2 separate regions of the Homo sapiens genome follow, and region 2 is linked to region 1. Evidence: read pairs that join two places in POLR2A ChIA-PET (ENCODE). Cell type or tissue: MCF 10A. All regions are shown on one strand. Links, peaks and the distances in the headings refer to the core of each region. The heading gives the core; the rest is flanking DNA. Region 1 has its middle 11 kb from the start of TNS3. Region 2 overlaps TNS3 (tensin 3).

Region 1 (4,380 bases), core at 284-4,283:
TGTGTTCAGATTCCTCCCAGCACTTCTCTTCCCCGCTTCCACATCATTTAAAGGGACCACACTCTTCCCTTCCCAGCACTCCTGTATCACAGTGACACAATCAAGGCTCACTGCAACCTCAAACTCTTGAGCTCAAATGATCCTCCTGCCTCAGCCACCCCAGTAGCCAGGACTATAGGTGTGTGCCATCATGCCAAACTCATTTTTTTTTTTTAATTTTTTTGTAGAGACAGGGTCTTGCTATGTTGCCAGGGCTATTCTCTAACTCCTAGCCTCAATCAATTCCTCCCACCTTGAGATCACAGGCATGAGCCACTGCACCTGGATGTGGCTTTTAAATAAGTAGAACCTTTTAGGCCATACGTGGTGGCTCATGTCTATAATTCCAGCACTTTGGGAGGCCAAGACAGGTGGATAGCTTGAGCCCAGGGGTTCAAGACCAGCCTGGGCAAAAATGGCAAAAGTTCATCCCTCCTAAAAACACAAAAAATTAGCTGGGCATGGTAGTGGGCACCTGTAGTCCAAGCTACTCAGGAGGCTGAGGCAGGAGAATTGCTTGAACTCGGAGGTGGAGATTGCAGTGAGCCAAGACTGTGCCACTGCACTCTAGCCTGGGTGACAGAGCAAGAGTCTGTCTCAAAATAAAAAAAAAGAATCTTTTAATCAACCAAACTGGCCAGGCACGGTGGCTCACACCTGTAATCCCAGCACTTTGGGAGGCCGAGGTGGGCGGATCACCTGAAGTCAGTAGTTTGAGACCAGCCTGGCCAACATGGTGAAACCCTGTCTCTACTAAAAATAAAAAAATTAGCCCGGCAAGGTGGCGGGTGCCTGTAATCCCAGCTACTTGGGAGGCTGAGACAGGAGAATCGCTTGATCCCAGGAGGTGGAATTTGCAGTGAGCCGAGATCATGCCCCTGCACTCCAGCCTGGGCAACTAAGAGTGAAACTGTGTCTCAAAAAAAAAAAATTAACAAAACTAAAACATACAGGAACCCCAATATTGGAAAGACGAATCTGTCTTTCCCATATATAAACATGTATGTTCAATTCAAAGTGTTTCTTCTTACACCAAGAAGGGTGAGGGTGCTGGGTCAGACACACACTCTGGTGGCCTGGGGAGGCAGAGAGCTGCAGGCAGCTGCTGTGGTTAATGTACCCCTCGTTTTGTTCCTGGTAGATAAGATGAAGAAAGCCTTGACTCAGGCAACCTGTAAGTTTGTGATTCGTTGTTATCACTTTCTGTGGCTTTCCTTTGCAGAATGAGGATTCTCTGCCTAAAATGAATCCTGAAGCCTGCAAGGCTAGGAAGAAGGTTTTATATTAATTGCTGAGACTATCTAATGGCTTGGATTTCATTTCATTTTATTATTTTGTAGCCACAGGGTTTTGCTCTGTCACACAGGAGTGCAGTGGTGCAATCACGGCTCACTGCAGCCTTGAACTCCTGAGCTCAAGCCATCTTCCTGCCTCAGCCTCCCAAGTAGCTAGGACCACAGGTGCGTGTCACCATGCTGCTAGTTATTTATCTATTCATTTTTGCAAAGATGAGGTTTCACTATGTTACCCAGGCTGGTCTTGAACTCCTGGCCTCAAGCGATCCTCTTGTCTCAGCATCCCCAAGTGGTTTGATCTCCTATCAAAAAATTTGACTTTTTTTGTTTGTTTGTTTGTTTTTGTTTTGTTTTTGAGACGGAGCCTCTCTCTGTTGCCCAGGCTGGAGTGCAGTGGCGCAATCTCGGCTCACTGCAAGCTCTGCCTCCCGGGTTCATGCCATTCTCCTGCCTCAGCCTCCCAAGTAGCTGGGACTACAGGCGCCCACCACCACGCCCGGCTAATTTTTTGTATTTTTAGTAGAGACGGGGTTTCACCATGTTAGCCAGGATGGTCTCGATCTCCTGACCTCGTGATCCACCCGCCTCGGCCTCCCAAAGTGCTGGGATTACAGGCGTGAGCCACTGCGCCCGGCCAAAAAATTTGACTTTTAAGAGTCCCATAGCAGCAGCCAAATGGTTCACAGAAAGCTCAGGTGCCACAGAGGCGCGTGGCCATGACCTGCTATGTTCAAATTCCTTTGCCATCTCCCAGCTTGCTCTCCGGAGCCAAGGGAGGGCAAGGTAAGGCTTCATCTTTTGTCCGTTGTAATGGGCGTTGGGTAGGTGCCTGATGCTGAGAAATTATTTACTGCTTCGCTTGGCTGGGGCTTTTCACTGGGGAGAGGAAGGTGGGACAGAGATAGGGGACCAGTAACTGCTGTGCCTCATCATGCTGGAACTCTGAAGATTTCCAGAGTGGAAGGAAAATAGTGGCATGATTGAATGTTTATTTACTTATTTAGAAATAAAAAGTAATGCTGCTGAAAAAAAAACAACCACCCCAACAGCAGCAATGCAGCAGCCTCTGTGGGCTAGCCCGGCATCAAAAAGACCAGGGCAGAGCTCCAGCTTCCTAATCAATGACACACTTCAAGGGAGTTCAGAGGCAGGCAGAGAGAGGGCGAGGGGACTTTTTTTTTTTTTTTTTTTTTTGAGACGGAGTCTGGCTCTGTCGCCCAGGCTGGGGTGCAGTGGTGCGATCTCGGCTCACTGCAAGCTCCGCCTCCCGGGTTCACGCCATTCTCCTGCCTCAGCCTCCCGAGTAGCTGGGACTACAGGCGCCTGCTATGTCGCCCGGATAATTTTTTTGTATTTTTTAGTAGAGACGGGGTTTCACCGTGGTCTCGATCTCCTGACCTAATGATCTGCCCGCCTTGGCCTCCCAAAGTGCTGGGATTACAGGCGTGAGCCACCGCGCCCGACCGGGACTTTCATCTGGGATCTGCAGAGTGTAAAAGTTGGCAACAGCCACGTTGGAGTGTGGTATGATGCTCTGTTTTATCATCATGTAAAGATGTAAATTCACGGCCGGGCACGGTGGCTCATGCCTGTAATGCCAGCACTTTGGGAGGCTGAGCTGGGTGGATCACCTGAGGTCAGGAGTTTGAGACCAGCCTGTCCAACATGGCGAAACCCTGTCTCTATTAAAAATACAAAAATTAGCCAGGCATGGTGGTGCGCGCCTTAGTCTCAGTTATTCGGGAAGCCGAGAAAGGAGAACTGCTTGAACCTGGGAGGCAGAGGTTGCAGTGAGCTGAGATCACTCCACTGCACTCCAGCCTGGGTCAGAGAGTGAGACTCTGTCTCAAAAAACAAAAACAAAAACAAAAACAAAAAAAAAAAACAACGGTGTAAATTCACAAAATAATCTGAGTCAGCCCTGGGGGGAGCCTGGGTTTTCTCCGGGTGCTATTTGGCAGCCTCTGAGCAAGGTGACTTTGGTCATTCTGGCCAGAAGGCCTTGAGAGCTACTGAGGCAGGTACAAGGGAGTAAAGTGGATCACGTACGTGTGTGGTCCGGCAAGGGCAGAGCTCCTTCCTTGCGCTTTATAATCTGGGCCACCCGTTGGAGAAACTCTTCTGCCCTTTGCATGGAAAGTGGATTTTCAGTGGAGATCCTTCAAAATACCTTCTCTGAAAACCATATTGTCTTGAGTTCAATGCTTCTGGTCGCCTCTCCAATTTTAAGAATATATTTGATTGCCACAGGTTTGCCCCCAAACCCCTCCTGAAGTCCATGTGGGTGAGTCTTGCGGAGCAGGGGCCCAGGCTGGTTAGGGCAGCCAGAGCTGTGATCTCAGAGCACGCAGTGCAGCTGAGGAATTCCGCAGATCAGAACGCTTTCCTTCAAACCCTTGGGAATATGCCCAGCTAAATTCTTGAACTAGTTTAAAAATCTGCAGATTTTTGTTTCCCAATGAAAAACAGTCTTTAACTACAAAAGAGGCTCAGGTTAATAATGCTCCAAGATAGCAAGGCACTCCCCTTAAATATGTACATTTTCCTTTCTCATGCAGTAAGTACAAAACCTGGAGGCTTTTTTTTTGTTTGTTTTTTAGCACATTCCTGGACCCAGCCCTGGAATTTAGAGGATCTGGGCTCAGGAATCTGAATGTTTAACCGCCCCCTCCTCCAATGTGATTTTCATGATCAGTCAGGTTTGGAATAAACACCTCGGGCAGATTTTTTGGCTTCGGGCGGAGCTAGGGAGGAGATGAAGCCAACTTCGGTAGCTTGCTTTGCTGCTGTCTTCTCTTGACAGCCCCTAATTCAGTGGTCATTATGTTTAGGGGATAAGCTGCCCCTGGGGTAGCACTGAGGGTGAGATAGTCATAGTGGCTACATTTGCACGAACTGCTCGACACAGTTCTAAATGGATCATAGAACATGTACTTAGTGTTCACAGCAGCCTGCTAGGATTGGTTCTGGTATCATCTCCATTTTTCACAGAAGAAGAAACTGAGGCACAGTTTCTCTGAGGCACAGAGAAATTAATGAACTTGCC
Region 2 (4,380 bases), core at 311-4,310, 270 kb after region 1:
GAATTTTTAAATGTTTTTTCCTCAGTGGACTTGCTGCCACCTGGAGCCCACCTTTGAAATCACTTTAGTCCCTGGCACTGCAGCTGAGGAGAAAGAAGCAAGAGAGGAAAGATAAACAGATCTCCAGAAGATGCTTAAATCTGTAGATTCACACTCAGGATTGTCCCAGTCATGGCTGTGACACGGGCACAGAAGCAGCATGCCCTGCCTCCTCCTCCCTGCTGCCCATCCCTGTGGGTTTGCTCCGAGTCACTGAGCCCACAGTTCCACGGAGGGAATGGGACCCACCCTTGGGAGTGCCATCCTGGTCACAGTCACCCTTCCTGGGCCTGGCTGCCCCATGCTGGTGCCGCCCCGTGCCGCCTTCCTCTCTGCTTGGGGAGTGACAGGCACGGGAAAGGCCAGTCCATCCGCTTCCGCTGAGCCTGCTCTGTCCGTGGTCAGGCATTTCCGACAGCATCATTTGCAGGAGCTGCTGCTCTGCAACACATAAACAACCAGGGAGGAAATGCCTACTCAGACCTTTGGGAGGAAGGTCCCAGGGATCTTCCTGGCCCATGTGCGGAGCGGTGGCCCTGAGGGTCCCAGGCAAGCCGTGTCCCTCTTGGGGTAGGGCATTGACCTGCCCACTCTTCACAGGTTGATGAGTGTGCCAGGGTCGTGCAGGGGCTGGACCGGCCAATGGCTCGGCTCAGGCTGGGCAGCAAGCTGTGCTGGAAGCACAGGCGTGCACAGGGGCTGTAAGAAAGGAGGCAGCCCAGGAGGAACGGGGACCTGCTCTTCCAGGGAGAGCTTTCTAGGGGAAGGGGTGACACACCAGCATTTGAAGAGGGAGTGGGATTTTGCCAGACACAAGAGACAAGAGAAGCCAGGAGTGAGTGTCTGTTCTGTGCTTCCCCTTGTGAAAACCCTGAGTAATGTACCGTGTCTCTAAGGCCCAGACACATGACAGGCCCCTATGTTCTGCCATGTGGACTGGGTTATAGTCAGATTTCGGGTCACGGGAACAGAGCACTTTGACTTGACTGAGGGAGATGGTGTTCCAAATGCTGAAAAAAATGTGGGGTCACTTGAAAAGGGCTTTGTAGAATGTATAGGAGTTTTTCAGCAGTTGGCTTAGGAGTTTGGCCTTTTAGATGAGAGAAGCATATGAGCAAAGAACATGGAAGAAAGGGGACACAGTGCGTAGAGGCTGCCAACAGCCTACAGTAGGTGCCAGCCAGGCAGAACAGGCTGAGGGATCCAGAATCAGGCTCTAGGACAGGGTTTGGGCAGGATGTTATAGCCCATTGGGGCCCGGAAGAAAACCTGCAGGGTTTGAGCAGTGCAGTGACAGGGTGGGATTTGCATTGGAAGGTCCCCTGGGCTGCCTTGAGGAGTGAAAGGCTTCCAGCCTGGTGGCCAGGCCAGATGAGAGGCAGATGGCCCCATCCAGAGGAAAGGGACATGGGTGTAGGCTCCTGCCGGGGTGGGGGGCAGAGGACTGACTAGGGACATCCTTGTTGTTAGAGACTGTTCAGGCTTCCACTTCCTCTCTGGCTAGTTGCTGGAAGCCTCTCTCTGCTGTGAGTGTGGGGTCCCAGGGGAATGGGGGTTTGATTTTGGAGGGGCAGGTTTGGGGGCATGGTGGGCAGGTCCTGCCGCTTGTGCCTTGGGTGATGGCTGGCCTGAGGCTGAAACTAAGCCTGGTTGGGTTTCAGCAGGGAGGTTGCAAGAAATTAAAGTTGGGGGAGGAAAAAGTGAAAAGAAATGAAAAGGAAGCAAACCGCAGCAGTGAGCAAGGCGGGGCCAGGGCCGTCTGGAGGCACTGACTGGGCAGGCCGCCCGCGACAGCCAGCAGCAGCTCAACAATCCCGGGATTCTTTCCCGGGCCTGAGCTCTCTCGGCCGCCCTCTGAATGGGCCTCTTTGGAGGTGGCCGCCCCGCCCCCTGCACGACTCCCTCGGGACAGGCCGGAACACAGAGCCCTGCCTGGGTGGGTGGGGGACGCCACCGCTGGGACAGGGACTCGGGACTCTGCTCACCACGTAGGGCTGCTGGGGACACAGCCCAAGGAGTTCCCTCTGTCTGGCCCACATCCTCCCAGGCCCTTCCATGGACTGACCAGGGTCCTGGGTGCCAGGTAAGCTGTACATTGGGACTCATTGCTTCTTCCTGCTCAGTCCCTACACGCCTGGTGTCTTCTGTGCTCCTGGCGCCTCTGGCCCGGATCCAGTTGCCCTTGCTGAAACTTGATCTCCTGGGCTCCAGTGGAGGGGGGTGGGGAGGGGTATGAGGTGGGATGCAGAGGTCACTGGGCCAGGAATCCTGGGCAGGACTTGGGAGGAGGGCTGATTGTTCCAAGAGTCCCCTTGTCACTTGATGACAGTTCTCAAGTCGCCAAGGCTTTGGGACAAAACGCCCCAGCCCTTGAGCCTGGAGGGCTAGTCCTTCCAGAAGAAAGTCATGCTTTGTCTTTGCTGAGATTCACTCAGGGCTAACAAAAGCCTGGTTTACAGATGTGCAGCTTTTCTGGAACAGGACTGCTTCCTAGCACAGTGCATTCCTTTACTGAAACTGATAAAGCGAGCCTGCCCCATTCCAGGGCTGTCACCGCCCCCACCCCAGTTCCAGGGCCCTTGAGGGATCCCGGGCAGCGGGCAGCAGGACCTTCAGAGGACCAGAAGGCTGCACTTCTGAGCACCCAGCACAGTTGTTTCTACTAAATGCCGAAAGCAAGCGTTAGGATCAGGCGCTGGGTTCTAAAATGAGATTTACTGTTGTCTCTTCTGTGGTTGAAGCAAGCAAAGAGAGTATTTCTAAACGAGTTCATGTCATTGAAAAAAACAAAAACAAAAACCCATGCATTCACTGAAAGAACCTGCTCAGATTATGTTAACAGAGCTTCTGGACCTAGGGGCTTTGTTTCTTCACTGTCCCTTCCCTCCCAAATGTCTGAACTGGGGCTGGGGCTCTGTGGGACCCTGGGAGAGTCAGCCAGGCACTGGGGGTAGCACGGGCAGGGCTGGCGCCTGGGCCCAGGGTGGGCCTCCTGGGCATCTGCTCCCTCCTCTGCGTGGCTGGCCTGTGATTCTGCTGGCCCTGCAGCCGACACAGCGTGTGTGTGTGTATTCCAGCTGGAAGGATGGGGAAGATTAAGAGGGAGCGAGGGGAAAACCCAGAGCTCTTTATTGTGAAACGAGCACTGCAGCCGCTCTGAGACAAGCCCAAGTGGCTCAAGGTCCAGCTTCTCCTTCCCAGGCTGAAAATCTTGCCCAGTATCCCTTCCAGGATTGATGGATTGCTCTCCAGCTGATGGAAGATGCTATCTTTTCAAAAGTTTCCTGTCCTTTTAATGTATTTTATATACATTAGTAATTTTTCATGAATTCCATATGCGTGTCAGTGTATTAGAGATTGTCTGGTTAGGACGGACATAGTTTTCTGACTTTGGAGGTGAGATTAAAAGAATTTTGGTCCACCTATTTCGAGAGAGGGGTGATTTTCTCCCTTGGCCAACCTGTAGCCATGGTGGCCCGTGGGGAGCCTGGTGCTGTCTTCTGCTGGGGCTTCCTGCACTCTAAGGGGGAACCTCAGTGACAGGGCTCTAAGTTGCTCCCAGAGTACCTGTGCCTTCCTAATCCCCAGGGCAAACCTGTGCAGAAGGTTCCTTGTCCTCCTGTAGGGGCAGAGTAATTGTATTACATTCTGCGTTCTGACTCAGACCCTGCTGGTGGGAGGCAGGGATGTCTTGTGGAAAGAACATAGTTTTCTGAGTCCAACAGATGAGTTGGCTTCCTTTGAATAAGCTTCTTAACCTCACTTTTCAGAATCTGTTTCCTCATCCATAAGATGATTTGCATGTGGAAATGTTTGTATGAGGATTAAATCAGATAACACCTATGTGTGGGTTAGCAGAGTGCCTGGTGTATAGTAGGCACTCAGAGAAAGGGAGCTGTAATTCTGATTTCCATTTTACTTTCTTTATATGAAAAGTTGATATGTGTCATATAAACAGGATTTTACAACAGTCCCAAGAGCTGTGTGATTTAAAAGCTGTTGACATTCAGATTGGCACCTGTACTGATGGCAACATTTCTCCAAAAGCACAGTGAAAGCTCCCGTGGTTGGAGCTGGGATCTGATAATCCGCATGGTTCTAAAAAGGCAGTTTGCAGCCAGGACCATGCATCAACATAGTTCTAACTGCTGCGCACTTTGACCTTCTCTCCTCTACCCTTCTGTTTCCACTTCCCTGTCTTTAAAAAAAATAACATCCAAGGCAATCAAGCTGCCTAGTTGATGTAGGATCAGGACAGGAAGCCTGGTGGGTGTGATGCATGGAAGGTGGTCTTACTGCTGTCAGACACAGGTCTGGGATGGCTCGAAGTCCTGTGGTCTG

The links. Peaks named below come from ENCODE experiments on the same cell type or tissue, not always from the same donor. Only the 100,000 strongest peaks of a DNase experiment are listed, where the experiment ranks them.
Region 2: POLR2A ChIA-PET joins it to region 1 with 5 read pairs; 2 of 35 experiments call an interaction of 5 or more read pairs at or near these places.

The regions. Positions count from the first base shown.
Region 1 is chr7:47,591,399-47,595,778 of GRCh38, reverse strand. No RefSeq gene overlaps it. Among named protein-coding and RNA genes, the nearest start is that of TNS3, 11 kb to the right of the region's middle. In MCF 10A, for the core only: no CTCF peak of the experiment used is centred there; no DNase peak of the experiment used is centred there.
Region 2 is chr7:47,325,723-47,330,102 of GRCh38, reverse strand. The region is part of intron 20 of TNS3 (tensin 3); the gene reads left to right. Among named protein-coding and RNA genes, the nearest start is that of SNORD151, 140 kb to the left of the region's middle. RefSeq lists an enhancer at 2,937-3,542. In MCF 10A, for the core only: no CTCF peak of the experiment used is centred there; a DNase peak (open chromatin) is centred at 1,832.